Regions from separate parts of the Mus musculus genome. Here region 2 is linked to region 1. The links are chromatin loops, found by intact Hi-C in ENCODE. Cell type or tissue: left cerebral cortex. All regions are shown on one strand. Links, peaks and the distances in the headings refer to the core of each region. The heading gives the core; the rest is flanking DNA.

Region 1 (3,980 bases), core at 488-2,987:
ATTATATATGTGGTAAGGAATACATAACTGAAAGGCAATTTACCATGTTATACTTATAGAAGCCATTTGTATTTGCTTTGTCTCCTACCCTGTATCTCCCATGAGAAACAAGCTCAGCACTGACAACTATAAGACCAAAATTCTGATCAATCACAAAGATGCTCTATATCCTACAATATCAAATATTCAGCCAAGATTTAATTCGTTAGATGACAATAAACAAATTTATCTTAATTTGCAATTTGCTTGTTTTTTATAAATTATATATACATCAAAGAGCCGTTGAAAATAAATTTCCCTTTGACTGATCATCAACGATTGTTTGACTAGTATACTTATTTTAGATATTTAACATCATGGTAAAAATTGAGCAAAAGGGGGTCAAGAATAGAAAATATTTCAGAAGCCCTGTTCTAAAGCAGCATTTGGGCGTGGCATGTGGTACACACCTACAATCCAAGTACTCCGAGAATCTCTAACCCTGGACCAGCCAGCACCACATTGTAAGAGCTTATCCCAAACAAGTAAATAAAAAAATAAGTAAAACTGTTATTTTAGCCAATGAGGTGGACTTCCCTATAATCTCAGCTGTTCAGGAACTCAAACAGGATGATCACTTGAGCCCAGAAATTCAAGCTCAGCTTGGGCAACATCTCTCAACCTTGATTAAAAAAAAAAAAAAAAAAGGTAATTATAAAATAACTAGCTAACAAGGGTATTTGTATACCAAAAGAATTACTAAACAGTTTTATGAAAAGAAAATTATATTTTTATGGGGGGAGGCTATTTATTGGAAGATAGTAAATAAATGTGCTTTCGAGCTCAAGGTTTGGAGAAAGACCTGGCTTCAAAGAAATAAGGAGAAAAATGACAGAAAAGAACACCTGACAGTTTTATATACTACACACACCCAGGCAAGAGCATCCATACATACTTGAGCACACACCACATACATGTACCATACACACACACACACACACACACACACACACAAATAGAAGAGATGATAATGGAATCACTAACTAGAGCACCTGAGGCTCCTGAACACACACTGAGCTTCCTGGCAACTCAGTGTGGACTGTGATATGAGAATAAATCTTATTTTAAAAAGGAAAAAAGAAGTGGATTTGAATAATTAGTAGTAAATTTTAAAGGCATACTAGAAAATTTGTCTAGGTAGCTCAGTGGCAGATATTCTGTCTACTATGTACAAAGCCCTGGATTTGATTCACAGCACTATAAGAATTATGTACACATGATCCAACAGGTTATACTCAGAAATGTGTGTGTGTTTATGCACATACATACACATATAAATATGTATGTATAAACAAATAAAAAGAGGCATTAAGTAACAATTTTTAAAAAGAGGTCATGGATTTGTAGAAGGGCAGAGAGGAATATGTGAGAGGATTTAAAAGGAGAAAAGGAAAAGAAGTAATTAAATTGTAACCTCAAAAATAACAAATATAGATATATATATACACATATATACATATGACATTTTTAATATGAACACTTAGTAAACTTTATATTTATTCCTAAATATATTTTAAAATAAGGAAAATACTAATAGACTTCTCACAAACAAAATTTTTCCCAAATAATCATGCTTTTTCTTTAAAACTTAGTCTAAAAATCTTATTCAATTTTACTCTCAATGTTAAATTCCTCTTTAAAAGCCTGTTAGAAACTAGAAAGTGAATCTGATGTCTCAAGCCTATTCTATCCCAGTACTTGAGATGCTGAGCAGCTCACCACAAATTCATGGGTAGCTTGGGCTGCTCAGAGAACTGTAGGTCATCTCATACTAGAACGAGAGCCTGTCTTAAAAAACAAAAAAATGACTTTATTAGAAATAATTTAACAGCAATATCCTGGGACTAGAAAGATGGCTCAGCAGTTAAGAGTGCTTGCTGTTCCTATAGAAAAGCAGTGTTTGGTTCCCATCACCCACAGAACTGCTCACAACCACCAGTTACTCCAGGTCTAGGGAACCCGATGCCCTCTTCTGGCCTCTGTCACTAGACGCTGGCACAGCACAAATACATACATGCAGGCAAACACTCATACCCATAAAATAAAATTATTAAAACTTCAAATGGCTTTTTAAAAAACAGACTCTAAATATGCCTAACTCAATTACAAAAATGGCACAATACTTTATTCTTTCAGCATTAAATACTGTATTTTATTATAATAAAAACATAATTGTTTTCAAAAGTATGTACAGTGTGCTGCAATTTTTTAAGCCTTTCAGAACATTTCTGACAGACTGAAATACACAGATACAAATTAGAGAAAAATATTGAATGAAAAGTTATTCTTTGTATCAAATAACATTAAAAGAAACAGGACATCCTTTCACCATACCTGGTTGTATCAAAATAAACCTAAGTTGAAATTTACAAATGCATCAAAAACAAAGCCTTGTGACCAATGCATTTTCAAATTACATTATGATACAATACAATACCCATACTAATCAAAAGTGTACTCGCATTACAAAATGCCTCCCTGGTTATTTTAAAGTCATTTCTTAAGCCTCTTAAAGAAGCTAACCCTCCCAAAGAAAACTTCTAAAGTGTTTAGAAAGTGTCAATATATGAAACGAATCTTTTTTCCCTAATATTCACCAATGCTATTGAAATTCTAAGGGTCAATTATGATTGATATGAAAGATCTATAAAACATTTCTGACCTATTATTACTACTTTCCATCTCAACACTTTCCCTTCATCAAGATCAACCTACAGTTATAAATACATACCCATTTCACTTATGAAAAGAACACTTTTAAGGAGAGAACTCTAACTTTAGAGGGAGAGCCATTTGCCCTGATCATGTCACAATCAACTACCAAATTAATTTCCACTAACAAAATGCTAAAAGGAAAAATATTTAATATATTTAGTGTCATGGATATAATAAATATATAAAACATATTTGCATATTGCATATATTTATATGTAAATAAATAAATCTAATAATTCTAAGGAACAAGTTAGTGTTCAGTCTGGGGGCTCTTAATCACGTCTGTAATTCACAGAACTTTTTTTTTTCTCTCCACTTCTCTAAAGAGATCTAGTGTTTTTATGAATCGCAACGCTTCCAGCAGACATTAAGTAGGAGTTTGCAGCTGCAGTAAAAACAAAACATTCTGACCTATGAATTTGCAACTTACATTAATATAGTCATTTAAATACTTGTACTCAACGCCTCTGACTTCAGCAGGGAGCACTGGAGTTACAATAGACAGCGGTTGCCTTTATAGTGCCAAGTTCTGCTGAATCCCGGACACTATCTCAATTAGGAAGGGGCAGAACCATATCCGGTTCCCACTGAATACAGTTTCCCATGCTTCCCATCTTAAAAACTTTTACGTCTTCCCAAAAGAGCAATAAACATACGAAGACGCCAGGAAGAGTGCCTGTAGGGGAAAATGACTGATCAAATTAAATCCCTATATATGGAACCTGAAACTTCAAAACTTGTCAAACAAATCACAGCGGCAGGAGCACGGTATGTGTCGTTGCCCCTTCTTTCCCACTTCTTACACGGAGCCAGCTTCCACAATCCCTCAACAGCAGTTTGACTTACTGGTTAGTGGGAGGTGCGGTCAGCGGTATGGCCACCTCTTCCTCTTCGTATTCTGGTCCATCCAGGGAGTCACCTTCATCCACGGTCCCCAAACCGGAGCCCAAAGGGGGCAGCTGAGGAGGCGGCGGCAGAGGAGGGAATCCGCCGCCCGGCCCGAGCGTCTCAGCAGGCAAAGACAGAGTCCCCTTGGTGAAAGCGACGTCTCCCGCAGGTCCGGCGGCCGCAGCACCAGCCACGCCAGCAGCAGCACTGCCGGTCAGCGCGGCGCCCCCCAAGACACCGGCCACCGGCCCGGTCCCCAGGAACCCGGACCCCGACGCGGCTCCGCCACCGAGGGCCGCAACCAAGTCGGCGTCCGCCAGCCCGGGACACGGGGCGGC
Region 2 (3,980 bases), core at 578-3,077, 74 kb before region 1:
GTTTTTTCTTACACTACTTTGCCAAAGAAATGCTTAGGAAGGGTAAAGGCTTTGGGGGGCTTGTTTGTTTTTTAACCAATATTTGTAGTTTTTCTAGTTTGTTTTTGAGTATTATTTCATGGTTTTCTTAGTTGACAATTTTTAATCACAAATAAAATTAAAAGGTATATCCAGTTTTTAAATCATTTATTGTATTTCAGTTATGTACTTAATAAGCAAGTACCTGTGTGGAGAGCAGAGGACAACATAAAAGAGTCAGTTTTCCTCTTTCCATACAGCCATGGGGAACAAACCAGGCTGTCCATCTTGGTGTCTAACCCCACTGAGTCTGTCACCAGATATGCAGAGCCAGTTTTGCCTGTCCTGCTTTGACTGCCGATGTATTAACAACACCATATTCTTAATAACCATAGCTTTTATAGTGTGTCCTTTTATTTGTTCCTAAACAGGGTCTGGTTTAGGACGCCTCAGATTCTCAATTATTCTATCCTACCTGAGTGTTGGCACTGCAGGTGTGTGCCACCACTGCACTCCACTTTAGTATGCTTTTATGATAACCAAGACAAGGTCTTCCAACATTTTTTCCCTCTAGATTCTCTTTGCTATGTTTACTTGAGGCCAGGTATCACAGTGTAACCAATGATTATCCAATAATCTCCTTAGAGTCACAAGAACTGGGACTTATGGGTATGTTCAACGTTTTCGTTGTTTTCATCTTTGTAGGTTCTTGCTACACTGGATTAAATATTAAATATTGCCTTTGTATCCACAGATAATACCTTTCCAGCTATCTAGTCCCTACTCTTCAGTACATAATGTATTTTGTTTTTGAAGATAGGGCCTCATTTTTTTAACCCATGCTAGACTGAACTGAAGGCAATACTGGTGCCTTAGTCCGAGTACTGTCATTGTAGCTGAGGGCTACCACATGTTCACATGGCCGTGCTAGCTTATTTTATAGGTTTTGTTGCCACTAACAGTTTTGCTAATCGATACTTGCTTAATTATAGGAAGAAGAGGAAAGGCTATGAAGATGATGACTATGTGTCAAAGAAACCCAAACAGGAAGAGGTATGTTTTCCCCTGAAGAGAACTCGCTATAACTTACACTTTCTGGCATGACCTAAGCTAGTGTGTATGTTCTGAACTACTATAAGCATTATAGAGAGGTGGGGCTGAGAACGTTTAAAACAGTGTCTTGCTTTGTAGCCCAAGTTGGTCTTAAACTCCCAGTTCTTTTTTGACCTGAGCCCACCGAATACTAGGACTACAAGTACCTCTAAAGTTTGAAATTATTAAATTTTTACTCACCTGTTTATGTACAGTAAAAGTTTTAAAGAAATCGTTAAAGGGAAGATTTATGTTGGGTTATGTTCAGGGGGAATGGAGTCCATGGCAGGAGCACGTTGGCAGCTGCTCGTTATGTGGTGCTAATCAGGAAGCCTATGCATGGGCTGTTTTCACATGACTCTGAACCACTTCTAAAGTAAGCTACCTGACTGAAGTAACTTCCTACGATAGAAGGCAGTGATGCTAAATTTTATCTATTCTCTCAGGATTCTTTCCTTGCCTTACCCCAGTTTTAAAATCTCTCTCTTAAGAAGTCAAGGATAAATAAGCACAGGCAAAGGATAACTTTTCACTCCTCACAGAGTGGGCAGCTGCCATGTCGTTATCACAGTCAAGTGCAGGACTTAGCACATACCTGTAGTTAGCACTTGAGGTATAGAGGATCCAAAGCTGGCTGAAGGCATAATAGGAGACTATCTCAAAAAAAAAAAAAAAAACCCATCTACAGTAGACTGTTGTCAATCCACAATTTCTTAAAGGGAGGGAGGTAAACAACAAATGGCTCAATACTTCAATGTTACCCTTACCACATTCTTTTCCCTTTAGGAGGAATGGACTGATGACGACCTGGTAGATTCTCTCTAACCATAATAAATGACCGCAGCAGTACTTATTAACCAACGGAAGTAGGAAGCATGTCTGACATTTTACTTTTTAAAAAAATAGTACAATGTGAAAACATCAAAATATATTAAACTTTTCTAGTTGTTCTATATATTTTCTTTGTGATTGTTTTATATAACATATAGCTTCAAAAGGGGTGAATGCCACCTAGTTTGAATATTCATAATCCACTAGGATTAGTTGCAAACCATGTCCTCCTGTGGTAGACAAAGTCAGACTGTGCTACACTTCCTTGTATTGTTTTAGACAAACTATAATAAACAAACCTTTCCATTTAGAAGCATTATACTAGAAAAAAAAAAAACCTGAACAATAGGTAAACATCTGAAAAGTTAAGAAAATAGGTTTTATCCTCCAGAAGCCCTTACAAATGCTTCTCAGATGTCTCTCCAGTAGACTGAACTATTGATGATTCATTACTAAGCTGGAGAATGTACTGGGCACTTACGTAGTACTTAGGTGCTAAATTTTATTACATGCAGTTACAGATATCTTCTAGGTTTAAATAAAAATAGAATTTTTGAGTATAGATAAAAAAAAATCTTAAATTTCTACAGATAAGTCATAGTAAATGATATAGTCAATTTTATCATTAAATGATTACCTCTCAGTAAATCCTTATAAAGTTGGCATTATAGTGACTAGAAATCTGTAGAAAAATTATATGCAAAAATTTAAAGTTAAATAACTTAATATAAAAACCCAAAACATATGCCTCTACTTTTCTATGACTTTAGTTAATTATATACCTCAATGTGCTATTTTCCCAAATACAGATTGGGGAAAATAATGCCTGCTCCTGATGGGATTAGTCACAGCAGTGCTTGACATACTAGTATGTATTTGCTGTATATTAATAATATGTGTTACAGTTAAGACCAAAATAAAGATAGATATGCATATATTAGACCAGTGTTTTGTTTTGATGTTTCTTTTTCTGCAACACCGGCTTGAAGAAATTCTGAGAAAATCAACTTTGAATCTAAATCTACCTAGCTTACATATTCCATGATACACTTCCCAGGAGGGTAGGTAGCATTTTAGCTATGTTTTTTTGTAAATGGTGTTTACTCTATGTGCATTTTCATCTCTAATATTTTTATGGCTTGAGTTTATTTGTAGGGTTTTATAAAAGTAGAGTAAAAATGAACACTCCTCTGCCCAAGTATAGTTCAAGTAGAACAACATGCTAGACTATAGACAGAACTGCAAGTGCTCGCAGTGTGTCTGCTTTTCTTTCATATCATTAAAAATTTGGCATTAAAGCAAGGGCCACATCTTTCTCTGAAAATTTCCTATCCATCCCCATTAAAAATAGGTTTGAAAGATTTTATTTCATCACTGACCACCTAGTTACTACAGGGCCTAAGAAGGTAAATAACACGTTTCCCACTCCAATTTAAAAGACAGAGCATGTCACTATAATACAAAAATGAGGATAAGTCAGATTTCTTTTAAAATAAATGGTAGAAAAGGGAGAAGCATTTCAGGCTTAAAAAAAAAAAATTGGCAAATAGGCTGTCATGGCCGAACACTCACAGTCAGTGAGGACAAACTAAAATGCCTTAGAGTCCGGATCTCTCCCTGTTTGCCAAAGTCCATATTTACATTAATTTGTCTGTAGCCTTTCCACGTTATAAACTAAGGACAGAGATGAGTTACTGTCAACATCAACAATGGGAACTGCATTGACAACAAAGCCAAGAAGCAGGTTTTGTTGTTGTTGTTTTGTTACCACCGTTAACTTGATTGAAACTATGTGAGGAGAGTAAATTTACCTTTATGGTAGCATTCAGCCCTATATGTAAGCTAGGGAAATCTCTCAATAATATTCTAAAGAATACAATTTAGGCCTCTCAGTTTGATCCTCAGCAAAGGGAAATAGACCTTGATTACTTAACATTTTTCCTTGTATACAATATCTCTTGAGAAATACAATCGAATGCTTTATGGATCTAGGCCTTCAGAAAAATATTTTTATTGAGAAAACTTTATTAATACCTTCC

What was found. Hi-C counts contacts between places; a loop is a spot of excess contacts. Peaks named below come from ENCODE experiments on the same cell type or tissue, not always from the same donor. Only the 100,000 strongest peaks of a DNase experiment are listed, where the experiment ranks them.
Region 2: a loop joins it to region 1, with 3 times the contacts of the local background. A loop is called at or near these places in 8 of 42 quality-filtered maps.

The regions. Positions count from the first base shown.
Region 1 is chr13:85,284,796-85,288,775 of GRCm38, forward strand. Rasa1 (RAS p21 protein activator 1) reads right to left here. Exons shown (of 25, transcript NM_145452.3): 1 at 3,601-3,980. Among named protein-coding and RNA genes, the nearest start is that of Rasa1, 2.7 kb to the right of the region's middle. In left cerebral cortex, for the core only: no CTCF peak of the experiment used is centred there; a DNase peak (open chromatin) is centred at 1,995; H3K4me3 peaks cover 1,108 bases.
Region 2 is chr13:85,210,844-85,214,823 of GRCm38, forward strand. It overlaps Ccnh (cyclin H), which reads left to right. Exons shown (of 9, transcript NM_023243.6): 8 at 1,011-1,071; 9 at 1,897-2,888. The coding sequence ends at 1,935. Rasa1 (RAS p21 protein activator 1) reads right to left here. Exons shown (of 25, transcript NM_145452.3): 25 at 3,856-3,980. Among named protein-coding and RNA genes, the nearest start is that of Ccnh, 23 kb to the left of the region's middle. In left cerebral cortex, for the core only: no CTCF peak of the experiment used is centred there; no DNase peak of the experiment used is centred there.